2 separate regions of the Homo sapiens genome follow, and region 1 is linked to region 2. A link is a loop called in an ENCODE intact Hi-C map of the cell type or tissue named here. Cell type or tissue: adrenal gland. All regions are shown on one strand. Each heading gives the region's core, and the rest is flanking DNA. Links, peaks and the distances in the headings are about the cores only.

What was found. A loop is a pair of places that touch in the nucleus more often than their neighbours do. Peaks named below come from ENCODE experiments on the same cell type or tissue, not always from the same donor. Only the 100,000 strongest peaks of a DNase experiment are listed, where the experiment ranks them.
Region 1: a loop joins it to region 2, with 3 times the contacts of the local background. A loop is called at or near these places in 35 of 110 quality-filtered maps.

Annotation. Positions count from the first base shown.
Region 1 is chr2:60,577,628-60,585,573 of GRCh38, forward strand. No RefSeq gene overlaps it. Among named protein-coding and RNA genes, the nearest start is that of BCL11A, 28 kb to the left of the region's middle. RefSeq lists silencers at 4,065-4,354, 4,333-4,482. In adrenal gland, for the core only: a CTCF peak has its summit at 4,407; a DNase peak (open chromatin) is centred at 4,174; H3K4me3 peaks cover 716 bases; H3K27me3 peaks cover 833 bases.
Region 2 is chr2:58,751,706-58,759,651 of GRCh38, forward strand. All of the region lies in intron 2 of LINC01122 (long intergenic non-protein coding RNA 1122), which reads left to right. Among named protein-coding and RNA genes, the nearest start is that of LINC01122, 230 kb to the left of the region's middle. In adrenal gland, for the core only: no CTCF peak of the experiment used is centred there; no DNase peak of the experiment used is centred there.

The DNA of each region.
Region 1 (7,946 bases), core at 1,995-6,994, 1.8 Mb after region 2:
AAGCGAATTCTCTCAAACACCAAAATAACCTGAATTTTGGGCATTTAAAAATATGCACTCATGAAACATAAACTCTCCAAGAGGATTTCTGTTTTACAAAATGATTTGGTGTGCCTCCTACTCTTATTTATGCGAAGAATGGATGTGTTCAAAGTTAATTTTGGTCTTTTTAATGGTTGAACAGAAGCCCTGGAGGCAGAAATAGGACTTGTGATTCACCTTCAGTTTAAAAGCGCTAATTTCTGCCTTCTGGGTGCCTTTATAACAACTTGTCCCCATCTTTGGCATCAAAAAGCAACTTTCGAGTGAGAGGGGAGGAAAGGATAGAGGGAGCCAGCCCCCTCTCCCAGAATACAAGCCTCCCTTCTGACGCTGGCTGCGAAGGAGGCTGAGAGAAACAATTTGCAAAATATCCACAGGCAGGACAGAGGTGGAGACGCACCAGCATTTAACAGCTCCTTCTGAGAACACCCACTGAGGTCTGTCTCCTCCCACTGAGGGCCTTAACTCACCTTTACCATCCCTGTAGAAACAGAAGACTAAGTAGGTAAGAGGACCCACCTCTCTCTCTATAAAAAGCCATTTGCTGCCTCATCCCTTATCTCTTTCCAAAGACAGCAGTCATAAAAAAATAACATTGCAAAGTTGGGCAGGAATGGGAACAAAATTGCAATTCAATTGCTTTTTTTTATGTTTTGTAAAATAATGGCAATAAATTAAATAATCAAAATATTGAGCCCTACCAACTGGCTTCTGCCACTTGTTCAGTGACTTCTTTTCATCAGGAAGGTTGCTTTACATACCAATAGGTATTTTTAAAATTATCTCAATGTCTATTTAAATGTGCTGCACCATGAAGGCCTTCTGGTTTTTTTCAGTTGAAATTAATATTTGCTAATAAAAGAACTGTCAGGTCATTGAAGTAAACATTCATTGATGTACCCAAAAGAACAGAATGTTGCCAGTTTTTATTTGCGTGGTATCCCTCTGCCCGAGTCAGTCAGTTACCCAGCAAGGCTGCAGCTCTGGCCACAGCCGGACATCAAGCTCAAGATATGATGAAGAGCTACCTCCCTGAACAAGGAACATAGAATATTGAATTAATTCATTTCACAAGCCCTATATGCTCCTGGCAAAAGCAAAGACACTGTGTGGGCTGGATTTTGCATTTACTCATAAAGTTTAAGGTGTTGGCTATAAGAATGACTGTCAAAAGGCGATTGCAGCATAACCCATGAGAATAAAGTGGGGAGACTCCGGAGGAAAAACTCAATCTCACACCTACTAAATTTTCATATCTATTTCAGGCATAAATGGATTCTGAAATTTTGTGGCTTAAAAAAAAGAAAAAGTTCCGTGAACGCAGCAGAAACTGCAACGTTGAAACATTTCAGTGTGGAGATCTGGAAGCACAGATCGGATTTTGGAGCTGACCTGGGCATGTTTATGATCACAGTCCAAATCAAACATCACAGACCGGATTATCAGCCAGGAGCAGCACCCCTGAAGGTCCCTGTGTTCTGCCATGCGACAGCTTTGCCTGGACCTCAAGTTCTCTTCCTCGGCCTTCTCTTGTGCCTTTGCATTCCTACCTCAGGAAGACCCATACAATAATTGAAAAAACTGAGATTTGGTAATACTTTTCAAGGATTACCAAGTCAATTACTGAGAGGGAGAAAAATAAAAAGGAAATAGTTGAGCATCACATGCTAGGGCACATTCAATTCAAACAGCTCCCAGGGAGTTAAAATTCTCTCTATATGGTGAACAGTGTGTGCTTACATGTCGCTGGCAAGCCCACAGCAGTTTAAGGTAATATTTTGGTCAGCAGGTGTAGACCCCAAATGAACAGTGGTTTAAGACCTGGATTGCAAGAGGCAGGCATGTACCGAAATTAGAAAAGCATTCTCAGGCTATTGTTTAACATTCTACATATGTGAGATACAGAATGAAAGAATGAGAATTATCTTAAAATCCCTGCTAAAGCAGGGCCTGCTTTCTCAAGGCAATCTCAAGCTTTAGTAGTTCAGACAGATTCTCTAACTGACAATTAATATTAATAGGTAGATTTCACAATGTGGCATTATCACACGGGAGATGGGTGGGCACACCATCTGGGTTTTGGCAGGTATTAGATGTAATCAAAGGGATTACTTGGCTCAGGGAGAAATAGAAAACCTTGGGTTTGTTTAGTCTCTTTCCTCTTTTGTTTGGACGCAGCTCTAGGTGTGCTTAACTATTTTCCCCCTTGTTCTTTATTTGTGGTCGGCAACATCTCCAGGGGAAAAGAAACAAAAACAAAAAGAGATGGATGGACAGCCCACAACGATAGCTTGGATATGGAATCCTGGCCCATTTTCCCTTCTTACATAAAATTCACCAAAAATTTATTGAATGCCTACTATGGGCAAGGAGCCTTGCCAGGACACCTCAGCTGTAGGGCAATAAGATGTCAGCACTTACAGGTCTATTTCTGGATGCTTTAGAATAGGTAAAAGGGCATATTGAATCTTCAAGGAGAATGTAATATTTCTTGATCTGTCTTTGCCCCTTGCCCACCATGTACCTCTATCCACACACACACACACACACACACACACACACACACACACACAAATGTTACCTGGAAGATCAAAAGGTGGATGCTAAAAGGTGGCATCCACCTCAGATTTTAGAAAACAGTCACATAATTGCATTGCTTATTGGAAAGATTCAATACACTAGACCAAGGAACCTATAAGAAGGTATACATGTTTATTTTCAATAAAAATAAATGGAAGTCGTTGATTGGTTTACATTCTTGGAGGAGACAGGTGACGAGGCATTCTTGAGGTACCAGAACCCTGATGATTGCTGCTGCAGGTAACTTGTGAATTTTATGTTCAACTTTTGCTCTGATGATGAGTGAGAAGTTGGCTTGCCACCAAGACATTCCAACTCATGAAAAAACACTTCTAATTCCCCAGTGTCTCTACCCAGGACTGTCTTGCATCCCACAGATAAACACCACCCTAACACACAATGATACTGCCATTGTTTCATATTTATCACATGCCCAGAGAAAACAGCAGTGACAGAACCTCAGGCTGGACGGTCAAGCTCCCGCAGATACCGGCACTCCTCCACGCCTCCTTCTGAGCACACAAGACCGCAGAAGATCCCAGGTTCCTTCAAAATTATTTCTGGTAGGATGATCTTGTCCCAAGAACCCAATGTGTGGGATGTATATACTTAGCCACTTAATAGATGACAGTGATTAGCCCCAAACTTTCTGTAACAATAGATCAAAGATTAGGCAGTCCCATTCGCAGGACTAGCAAGGCATTGTAAGGACCTATTTCATCTTCACCTTCATTCTCATGCTACGTTACTCCACACGCAGGGCACCCCCTAACCATCTCCCTAAACAGACAAAATAAACTCAGCTGGCACCACTTTTTCTTTCCCAGCCCCCCAGCCACTTCCAGGATCTTTTCGGGTGTAACAGGCACATGATCCATGCTGTATGTGAATCTTTATAAAATTTTACTGTCAACAACATAACTACATATTCTAGTGCTCAGATCGACTTGAGCCCTTAAGACTGCAGGGCCCACTACAAAACCCACTAGTCACATGCGACTACCTAAATTCAAGTTTATTAAAATTAAATACAGTTTAAAATTCAGTTCTTCAGCCACACCTCAAGCGATCCATGGCCACGTGTGGCTAGTGGCCACCATATTGGCCAGTGGAGACAGAACATTGGCATCATCCCAGTAAACTCTACTGGACTGCGGGACTAGAGGGTGCCAGAACACGAGAGGAGAGAAGTTTTCCTGGACCCCTGCAGAGCTGCGCTTGGAACAGCCAGGCCCAGATGCTCACGAGTTTGCAGTCAACCTAAATGCATGTCTCCTCTGCACCCGGGACACCCAGGCCCTGTAGCCTTTCAAATGGGAAGTCAGGGCAGTGCTGCAAAACCTCCACAGTGCGGAATTCCGGGAAAATTCTTTACAGAGGTGTGGAGGTGGAGGAAAGCTTCCTGGGCAGGCCTTTGGGGTCGTCCCCACGCAGGCGCTTGCAGCCACCCCAGCTCGCGCGGGGCCGGGCTTTGGGGTGTGAGAGCTGGGACGGGAGTCGGGTGGATGCCTGGCCGGAGCCGCCAGCTCCCCTCGTCCTCTTTGCTTGTCCTTTAGCACAAGGGCGAGCAGCGTAGGACAAAGACTCGGGCGGCAGCTGCCTGGTTCGGCGCGCAGGGGCGGCCTCGGCCACCCGGGGCGCCCGCCGCCTCCACCGCCCCGCGGGGGAGGCCCGATGCCCGTCTTTGTCTGTGCCGCCGCCGTGGGCCGGGTCCGCAGGAAGCGGGCGCCATCGTGCGGCCTGAGCTGGACACTGCGCCCCCGGAGGCGCGGAGGCGCGAACCACCAAGCGTGGCTCCAAGCTCCACGGGGACGCTGGTGTCATCGTGGCCACGACTGCTTGTACTGTTGTGGTGCGTTCTCTTTTGTATACTAAGTGCTGTGTGAACACAGAACCACTTCCAGTAAATGCAACTGAGCCGTCGCCAGCAGAAAAAGTAGAAGGAGGTGGACAGACTTGTCTATGTACAATGAATAAAAATACCATGATCAAGAATATTTAGTGATGTAGTTGCTTGCATATGCGTGGAATATATCTGGAACGTCACAAAGGAAAGTGGTTACCGTACCTGCCCTGGTGACCTAGGAGGGTGGCTCATGACTTCCTTGACTTTCGTACCATGTGCACATATTACCTACTCAAAACCAAAGCATTTAACAACCTAAAGATATATTTAATAAAATGTGTCGGTCAGGCGCCGTGGCTCACGCCTGTAATCCCAGCACTTTGGGAGGCCGAGGCAGGAGTATCACTTGAGGCCAGGAGTTGGAGATCAGCCTGGCAAACATGGCGAAACCCCGTCTCTACTACAAATACAAAAATTAGCTGGCGTGGTGGCACATGCCTTTAATCCCAGCTACTCGGGAGGTTGAGACTAAAATCTCTTGAACCCGGGAGATAGAGGTTGCAGCGAGCTGAGATTGCACCACTGCACTCCAGCCTGGGCAACAGAGTGAGACTCCATCTCAAAAAAAAAAAAAAAGTCTATGATATGTACCATGTGCAAATGTTGCTGAAGCCAAAGGTAAGTAAATGCCAAGTCCTTGCCTTCTGGGGACCCTGAGTACATGAACAATCTACAAGTCACAGAAACGGAATTAAACCATGTTTCAAAGGATGCTTGGTCAGGAAGGGTTTTTTGTTTTGTTTTGTTTTTTGTTTTTAGCTTGAATGACCCAGTTCAGCAGGTGAGGTTTTGCAGTCTTGGTGAGGACAGAAAATGTCTTCGTTGTCCTGATTCAGTTGGCCAAACTCTTCTTACCATAGAGTAAATTCCTCTAACTATGTTTGTCTCTGAAAATGCTCACCCCAGAAAGATAGCAGAAAAGTAGCATTTACCCTCTGGCTTATTTTAGAAGCCATGGGTAGAGTTGAAGCTCTCAGAAATGACACTCTGTGTCCTTCCAACCCAATCTTCTCTCCTAAACACTCCACCCCATCCTCTAACCGAAGTCCAAAGTACTCCAACAAATTTAACCTAGAGCCATGTACCAAGTTAGAATTGATTACATTTAAGCTACTTCCAATTACCAGAGCCTTGATTCTGTGGCATAGCCACAGAGTTGGGCCTTGTTGTGGATGGCCTCCCAGAGCATTTAAATCTGGCCAAGGAGCCAAGGTAAATGCACTGGGCCAGTGGAGCTCCTCCAGGCAGGGACAGCACCATCATCCTTTTTGTGACCTCCCCCCAGTGCCTCCATCAGTGCCTGGTAGAATACCTGGCACTGTATTAAACTGAACCCTAAACTTTTTATTTCCCTGGAAGTGCTCTGCAGAGTCATGGAAAAATGTTGAGACAGAAAGCTCAGCACTCCTGAGGTTGGGCTGGAAGGAGTGTGGGCAGCAGGGCTGCCTTAGGTGCTTAAAGAGTCTCTCCTGATCATAAAGAAGACGTGATCTGCATGCCAAATGGAAAAAGCTAGAGTCCTAAGAGCAGGGAGAGCAAACGGCTGGGAAAGCCTCCCCCAAGAGGAGAAAATTTAACTCGGCTGGGAAAGCATGGCTTTGGCCTAAGAAGGGAATGTGTGTATTCACATGTGTGTGCATGTGTGTGTGACAGCATGCATATGTGTGTGTGAACATGCACACGTGTAAGTGGCTGGGTCTGTGCAGTAAGCATTCGAGAATCCTGGTTCACCTGCCTGCTTGGAGCAAAGCATCTGATTTGGGGAGCAGGAGAGCAGGGGAGAGAGAGCTTATTGAGTCAAAATCTATATATAAATATACATTTTTTTTTTTGCCATTGGACCCTTGAGGACCAATTTATAAACAATAACTTCCAAAAATGCAAGACCTAACCCCAGTCCCTATCCTAGATCTCTGATGAACCTCTGAGGCATGAACAGGAGGGGCCTGGCCGGGCAGCAAGAACATGACCAGCATTTCCCTAGCAGTGGGGAAGGGAGTAGAAATGCATCTCAGACTTGCACGAGGCATGAAGTGGGTTAGCTGGTTTTCCTGTTTTCTGTAGAAACAGGGCGGATGCATCCTTCCATGTCCTCTGCTCCTGCCATGAGTTCTCTCTTAGACCTGCCTTGATTGTCCTGCTTCTGATGGGATAGACAAAAGAAATCAGGAACAGTAAGGAGCCTACTTCTTGGGAAAAACTGCTCAGCCAACTGGAAAGTACTTAGAATCTAAACTGCCCACTTGGGAAGGGGGACTAAGTCAACCTGCAGTCCATTTATTGAGTACCCATCAGCATCCTGCACCATGCTGGGCACTTTCAGGCAGGGTAGCATCTTCCATTTTATCTTATTGGGATTTCTGTGACCTAATGAGGGTGGCAATGAACCCAACTCCCTCTGTAACTCCAGAGAAGACAGTATGTCCACGGTACAATCCATGTTTGGATGGACAGTGTCCTTCAAACAGCTGCTTGTCAGTCAGGCGTTAGGCCTTGGTAAGCAAGTAGATGCCTCTTGCCTCAGCTGAGGCTTATTGGCCGTGTCAGGAGCCAAAGATATCCTCCAGTTCCTTAACTACCCCCTACACCACCTTCCCTTCTCTCCCCTCAAAAGAGAAGATTGGCGCCATTGGCTCCTTGAGGAAGACTTTGGCCTCCATGTGCATGTGTGTGTGTGTGTGCGCGTGTGTGTGTGTGTGTGTCTTCCCAGTGGGGAAGCCCTTTGCACTCTCGATGGGGATCCATGAAGCTTCTCAGCCTTGCCTTGGGCTCCCCTTGGGCTCCCCTTGGGCTCCTGGCTCACGGGAGACAGAGGTTGGTGAGAATTAATTGTGAAGTGCATTGAGAGGCACAAATGAAAACCAGTCCCGCGGCGGAGAGATTATTACTGTTGGCAATTTGGGTTTTCTAAAATAGCTCTTAGGATATGACTGTGGCAGCCCAAACCCCAGAGGTGAGCTCAAGGCTGATAGATTTTCAGAGCAGCCCCATTTTGCTCCAGTCTCCGGCTTCCCTTCCCTCCAGGGCGGGGGTGAGCAAGGCAGAGTGGGTCGTGGGCTGGGGAGCACTGTCCCTTCCAAAGGCTGCTGATGGGAGGGCAGCTGAAGGCTGACCCCACGTTCTTGAGAGAAGGTCCCCAGACTTCCCGGCATAATTTCCTTCTCACTTCACTGTTCTCTTCCCTGTCTGAAATGGCAGGTGACCTAAGAGGGAGCGGTGTGCAAATTGATTTGGAGGCGATCAATGGCTCGGGGCGCGGCCCCGGCTCGCTGCCGTGTCACTGATCCTCTCCAAATCGATTCACACACCATTCCTCCTCAGCACACCTGCCATGTCAGATGGAGAGGGACGCATGAAGTGAGAAGAAAATTACGTGTTCGTTAGGCCGCCGCCACCTCCGCCGCTGCCGCCTCTCCTC
Region 2 (7,946 bases), core at 983-5,982:
TCTTGAATTATAGCTCCCATAATCTCCACATGTCATGGGAGGGACCCAGTGGGAGGTAATTGAATCATGGGGGTGGGTTTTCCCGATGCTGTTCTTGTAATAGTGAATAAGTCTCACAAGATCTAACAGTTTTATAAAGGGCAGTTCCCCTGCACATGCTCTCTTTCCTGCTGCCATGTAAGACATGCCTTTGCTCCTCCTTCACCTTCTGCCATGATCATGAGGCCTCCCTAGCCGTGTGGAACTGAGAGTCCATTAAACCTCTTTTTTTAAAAAAAATTTACCCAGCCTTGGGTGTTTCTTCATAGCAGTATGAAAATGGACTAATACAGTAAATTGGTACCAGTAGAGTGGGGTACTGCTATTAAGATACCTGAAAATGTGGAAGCAACTTTGGAACTGGGTAAAAGGCAGAGGGTGGAACAGTTTTGAGGTCTCAGAAGAAGATAGGAAGATGTGGGAAGGTTTGGAGCTTCCTAGTGACTTGTTGAATGGTTTTGACAAAAAGTCCAGGCTGAGGTGGGCTCAGATGGAGATAAGGAACTTATTGGGAACTGGAGCAAAGGTGATTCTTGCTATACTTTAGCAAAGAGACTGGTGACATTTTGCCCCTAGCCTAGAGAACTGTGGAACTTTGGAATTGAGAGACATGATTTAGGGTATCTGGCAGAAGAAATTTCTAAGCAGCAAAGCATTGAAAAGGTGACTTGGGTGCTCTTAAAGGCATTTCATTTTATTTTTTCACAAAAATAAGGTTTGGAATTGGAACTCATGCATAACAGGGAAGCAGAGCATAAAAGTTCAGAAATCTGCAGCCTGAGGATGCGATAGAAAAGAAAAACCCATTTTCTGAGGAGAAATTCAAGCTGGCTGCAGAAATTTGCATAAGTAACAAGGAGCCAAATGTTAATTGCTAAGACAATGGAAAATGTCTCAAGGGCACGTCAGACATCTTCACAGCAGCCCCTCCTATCAAAAGCCAGGAGGCCTAGGAGGAAAAAATGGTCTCATGGGTGAGGCCATAGACCCCCCTGCTGTGTGCAGTCTCAGGACTTAGTGCCCTGCATTCTAGCCCTGGCTAAAAGGGGCCATTGTACAGCTCAGGCTGTTGCTTCAGAGGGTGCAAGGCCCAAGCCTTGGTGGCTTACATGTGGTGTTGGGCCTGTGGGTCCACAGAAGTCAAGAATTGAGGTTTTGAAACTTCTGCCTAGATTTCAGAGGATGTATGGAAATGTCTGGATATCTAGGCAGAGATGTGCTGGCAGGGTGGAGCCCTCATGGAGAACCTATGCTAGGGCACTGCAGAAGAGAAATGTGGGGTGGGAGCTCCCACACAGAGTCCCCACTGGGGCACTGGCTAGTGAAGCTATGAAGAGAGGGTTACCATCCTCCAGACCCCAGAATGGTAGATCCACTGATAGCTTGCACCTGGAGAAGCCACAGACCCTCAATGCCAGCCTGTGAGAGCAAACAGAAGGGGAGCTGTACCCTGCAAAGCTACAGGGGTGGAGCTGCCCAAGACTATGGGAACCTACCTCTTGCATCAGTGTGACTTGAACGTGAGATATGAAGTCCAAGGAGATCATTTTTGGAGCTTTAAGATTTGACTACTCTGCTAGATTTCAGACTTGCGTGGGGCCTGTACCTCCTTCATTTTGGCCAATTTCTCCCATTTGGAACAGGATCATTTGCCCAATGCCTGTGCCCCATTGTATCTGGGAAATAAATAACTTCCTTTTGATTTTACAGGCTCATAGGTGGAAGGGACTTGCCTTGTATTAGATGAGATTTTGGACTGTGGACTTTTGAGTTAACGCTAAAATGAGTTAAGACTTTGGGAGAGTGTTAGAAAGGCATGAGTGGTTTTGAAATGTGAGGACATAAGATTTGGGAGGGGCTGGGGGCAGAATGATATAATTTGCCTGTGTCCTCACGCAAATCTCATCTTGAATTGTAGCTCCCATAATCTTGTGTCATGGGAGGGACCTGGAGGGAGGTAATTGAATCATGGGTGTGGGTCTTTCTTGTGCTGTTCTTATGATAGTGAATAAATCTCATGAGATCTGATGGTTTTATAAAGGGCAGTTCCCCTGCACTTGCTCTCTTGCCTGCTGCCATGTAAGATATGTCTTTGCTTCTCTTTTGCTTTCCACCATGGTTGTGAGGCCTCCCAAGCCATGTGGTCCATTAAAGCTCTTTTTCTTTATAAATTACCCAGTCTCAGGTATTTCTTCATAGTAGTAGGAAAATGGACTAATACACCCTTCTAGTTAATTTTCTTCTTATATTGCTTCTGGGCAGGGCCTCTCTGCTTTCCTCCTTGCATGCAAGCCCTCTGGTGGGCCTTTGAGCTCAACAGGGCATCAGGGAGAAGTAGGCTTGTTGTGAGGCCAGGCTTGGAATGTCTATGGCTGTTCATGAAGTGGAACTTATATGGGATTCAAAGCTTTGTTGTCATTATTGTTTAGCAGGAGCACAGCCTTCAAAGAGGAAGCATGACAGCCAAATTTTGGGTAGTTTGCACAAGTATGAGCTCCAGCAACTTAAGGAGCAGCAGGCATATTAGAAAGGAAGCTCAGAGAAATGAAGGAAAAGAGAAGCAAGATACCCACCTTTTGAAAAGAGTGGCTTATTCTCCTCTTTTGGTGACTTGGGAGGGTAAACAGTATATAAAAACAAAGGGCATAACTGGGAGCCCAGGAGAACAGGGCTGAGACAGGATGGAGCATTATGGTTTGGAGTCCAGCAAGGTGTGCTATGTGTGTAGGCTCTTCCTTAACAGATGCTTCATGTAGTCCTGCACATGCCATGGTCAAATCTCCAAAAGCAAACTGGGCATTGGTTTGGGTCTAAGCCATGGCTTATGATTTGTTCAGTGCCTTCGACACTTTGGTGTAAAGTTGGGGCAAGCACCCAGAAAAGAAGCTCTAGGTCCTCTATTCTTCTATTTGTACATTTGAGGTTTGGGGTGTCTAATAGAATCTCATTTGAACAAGGTCTAGAGCTAAAACATCATCTATGAAAGTTCAGAGGTTGGGTGTGGTACCTCACACCTATAATCCCAGCACTTTGGGAGGCCGAGGCGGGTGGATCACCTGAGGTCAGGAGTTCTAGACCAGCCTGGGCGACATGGCAAAACCCCATTTATACTTAGCAGGGTGTGGTGGTGCATACCTGTGGTGCCAGCTACTTGGGAAGCTGAGGCAGGAGAATCACTTGAACTCAGGAAGCAGAGGTTGCAGTAAGCCAAGATTGCATCACTGCTCTCCAGCCTGGGTGACAGAGTGAGACCCTATCTCAATAAAGTTCAGAGTATTTAGGAAATAGGAGCTACAATATGCAAGTTTCCTTGAGGGGAGAAATTGAGGAAAAAGGGTGCTGTCCATAAAATGCAGTCCAGAATGGGACGGCTGCGTATGGGGAGGACAGCAGAGGTGGACCCTGAAAGAAAGGGCAAAGGGGCAACCAAAAAAATCATCACCACATTTTCACAAGTATTTTATTTAACTGGTTGTGTATTTCTACTTGAGAAATGTCTAGAAATATTGCCAAATGATTTATTTGCCAAAGAAATTCTAAAGTTTTGAAGAATTAAATTTTCTCAGGCAATATCGGTCATTTAAAACTAAGTGTTGTTATAATATAGCCAACATAGAATTTTATATATAGATGGTGATTATATGTTTATAATCACCGTAAACTCCAGAGTGCCTCTGTATAATTTTTTGGTGTTTCTAGAGTTTTGATTTAAGTTTTCAGTTTCACAATGAGTTTACACTTTTAATATGGCACAATAGAATTCAGCTCCTCAGTAAAATTCAGCAATTCTGTTCAGCAATTTTTATGCTGTATAAAAGATGCAATTTAGCAGAGAAGTTATAAGGGTAAGCTTTGGAGCCAGATCCCCTGAACGTGAATCCCCTTCTGCCATTTATTAGCTGTATGGCCTTGGTAAAGTTTCATAAATTCTCTGTATTTCTATTTCCTCATCTGTAAAATGGGAATAATGACAGTATTTCACTGGCAGGCTTTTATTGAGGATAACAGCAATTGAAACTCTTGAAGTGGTTAGAACCATGCCTGGCAAAAATGAAGTTCCATAAATGTTAGCTATCATTGCTGTTATTGTTATTCTTAGACACTTACCAAATTTCAGGTACTGGGGGAGATACAAGGATGAAAAAGATGTATTTCTATTCTTCAACTATCTTAAATCTTAGATCGCTATTTTTCTCTATTTTATTCATTATATTAGGTTGTATTACTACTGCCATCAGTGTTTTCTATCAGAATTTCTGAGTTCCAAAGTTGTATTATTGAAAGAAATATGGAACTCTTTTTATGGATTTTTTATATTTCCTGGGAGAGATAGTTACCTCCTTCCTAAGCAAGTCAAGACCTAGCAATTCACTGCCTCTAAGGTGAAGCAGCCCCTCCCTAGATAACCACAGTGGGATTCCAGGAAAATCCTTTGAGTATAGCAAAGGCCCTATGCTTGCTCCCCTCTTGGTAAATGAAATCATTGCTCTCCCTTTAAGACTAACTTATCTAGGGGTGATGTTTAGCTGACATTTATGTTGAGATCGCTAAGTGTGCAGCTACAATATATGCACACATTTCCAGAATACCCACCTGCCTCCTCCTCCTCACAACACAGCTGGGTCCTCACATGCACATTTGAATTTTTTTTAATGTACTCTTCCCTGAAACTAAGAAAAAGAGTGGAATCTTTTCATTTTTTTCTTTTCAATTTGTGTTAATATAGACATAAGCCTTTATTGGGAAAAGTGAAACCAATGTGTATGAAACTTGGACTATATCCAACTGAAAATAAAAACGAGTTCAGATGCTTTCTATGTTGGTTTTTGCCTCACATGCAGATTGTGCTGTTTGGTGAGAAATAATTAGTCATTTACAGGTTCATTACATAGTACGGTTAAACTTGACCTTCTCTTCTCTTTGGCTTGCTGGTGAGAGACCTTTCTCAGTAGGTCCAGCTGGCTAATATGGCTCTTATATGTATAAACCTATGTAGTACAGTCTGTATTTTCCAACTCTAATGTCACTCTCTTTGAGATCCCGATTTTACATATGGCAAGGAAGAGCTTATGTGTCATTCATTTTTCAGTTCTTTGTATAAGATCTCTAAATGGGACGTCCATTCTCCATTCTACCCTCTACAACAAAAACAGCACATTGTTATTTAAAAAGCAAAGGCTTTATAGATTAGTTGTTGAATGTGATATTCATCTCATGAATAACTAATAACATAAAATAAAGAACAATGAAAATGCAAATTATCTGCACATATACAGTGGCAGTTAGCAGTACGAATATCCCTCCTGAGTTTGTGCAAGGTAGGAAAAAGCCAGTCAAATTTCTGATTGTACCTAGTCCTTTGAGTTGTTGAGACAATATCAGAATTCATCCTTTTTAGGACTCATTATTAAGGCATGAAAAAAGAGATTGAAATCTGGTAGAATTTTAATTCTTTCGTTAGCATTATTAATAAACAAGAATTGGCAGGAGCTAAACTGATTGGCACATACATCTGGAATAACAGAAATAAATAAAGTTTCAGAATGGGAGGTAGGGCTTCTACTACAGGGATTTTGGTTAGAAAATAGCATGTGTGTGGCAACAGGTTCAAATCTAAACAAACCACAAATAAATCTTACTGAGAAGCACTTTTAGTGTGTAAGATAGGGACAGGTGGGTGTCTTTCTTCATGAGTGACATGTGTGGCTTTTATTTTGGGAAAGAGATCAGAAAGTCTGTTAGGGAAATGGAAGTGGAGTGTAGGTTACCACAGCTGTGAAAAACTAGCCCAGGGAGACTCACCAGGGAAAGGTCTCATCATTTTAAGTATCAAATTGCCCTAGAGCATTATTTGCTGGATTGACTCTTAAGAAGACCTAAATGGTAAAGAAAAAGATCTCTGGCCTTTGAAATATTTATATGAATACACAGAACCAAGATTTTGTTTCATGTGTAAATAGTGAATTAGCTTTATTCATTTGATAAGGAAGCAACATACACCAAAAGCACTGAAATTGTCTTTTTCTTTTTCTAAACTGCTGCTTTTTTCCAGTCTGTGTGCCCATCACGCACAGTACACTTGGTCAATGCATTCAGTGAGAACGATGATGGTTAAAGGTTGGATTTCATTTCCTTGACAGTCTGCAACCAGAAGATGACTCTCTGCTTTGGATTCTAGTGGTAGTTCGCCCCGTGTCACTTTTGGTAAGGATCCCACAGAATAGTCATGCAATATGATGTGGACAAGGAAGATGCAAACATTACAGGATGTGCCTTTTTATAAGGCATTAAATTACCTTCAATTCTTTTCTTTTCTGGGTGAAAGAGAAAGATGAAACTGAAGGCTCGAGAGCACCATTGAAAAGCAACAGGCCTCGCAGATGGCTGACCCAGATAACTGATAGCATGACATTACAGCCTCGCTCTGTGTGGTGAGCTCTGGCAACCCTGAGCCCCCTGGCTGCCCGCCACTAACTGCCAGGCTAAACTTTGCTTCCTGTGGTCACTCTGAAATTGTCGTTAGCCTAATGGAGGGGCTCCCCACCCTACCTACCCACAGACCAGGCCTCGATATTTCCTTCTGCATCACCTCTTGAGAGACTCACTGCATTGAAGAACTTGGGGCATTCATGAAACTTTTGTCTTGAGTCTAACATGGCTTAGATCAGTTCTCTTCAACCAGCTGTACTCCAGTGCCCTTAGTCACGTGGAAGAGTTAAACTCTTACTTCGTTCATGCCAAATCAACCCTCAGCAAGAAAACCATTTCTTTTTAAAAATGCAGAGAAATGTACATTGTACTCCATAATATGTCTGTGTTTTAATTTCTTAAAGTATTTAACAACCATCACCTGCTGCCATGACTGCAGCATTTTAGAGAAAAAGTGATGTTTAGTGTGATCCTTAAACCAGCAGTATCAACATCATCTGGGAACTTGCTGGAAATGCAGATTCTCAGACATCCACTTACAGAATCAGAAACTCTAAGGGTAGAGCTTAGCTATCAAGCTCCACTGGTTCTTAACAAGCTCTCTAGGTGACTGTGTTGTATAATAAAGTTTGAGAGCCATGTGCTGTGTTAACCTGGGGACTGTGAGTATTTTCTGATGTGGGTACTCTCAGGCATGTCATTCCCAAATTGGAGAAGCAGAAGATAGTTGATGGGAGCAGAGGTTCTTCAGTTTTTTTTTTTTTTTTAAGGAAATGTTTACATATGGGAAATACATATGGTCCCCAACTTACAATGGTTCAACCTACTATTTTTTTTAACTTTACAGTGGTGTAAAAGTGGTACACATCCAGTAGAAACTGTACTTTGAATTTTGATCTTTTCCTAAACTAAGATAAACTCATGACTATCTGTAGCATCCTCATCATCCAGCAATTAATTTTAGTTCAGTGCTTCAACATTCTTCAGGCCTACTGTGCCTTCAGCTGTATACATTAATGATGAATACTCGTACGATGATTCTGTTTTTTACTTTTGGTACAGTATTCAATAAATTACATGAGATATTCAATGATTTATTATAAAAATATGCTTTGTCTTAGATGATTTTGCCCAACTGGAGGCTAATGTACATGTTCCGAGCATGGCTATTGATGTTTGGTAGGTTACATATTGTATTAGTTCATTAGTTCATTGTCATAAAAACCTGAAGCTGGGTAATTTATAAAGACAAAAGGTTTAATTGGCTCACAGTTCTGCAGGCTGTGCAAGAAGTGTGGTGCTGGCATCTGCTTCTGATGATGGCCTCAGGAAGCTTACAGTCATGACAGAAGGTGAAGTAGAAGCCAGACCATCACATGGCAAGAGCAGGAGCAAAAGAGAAAGGGAAGAAGTGTTACACTCTTTTAAACAACTAGAACTTGTGTAAACTGACTGAGTGAGAATTCAGTCATCACCAA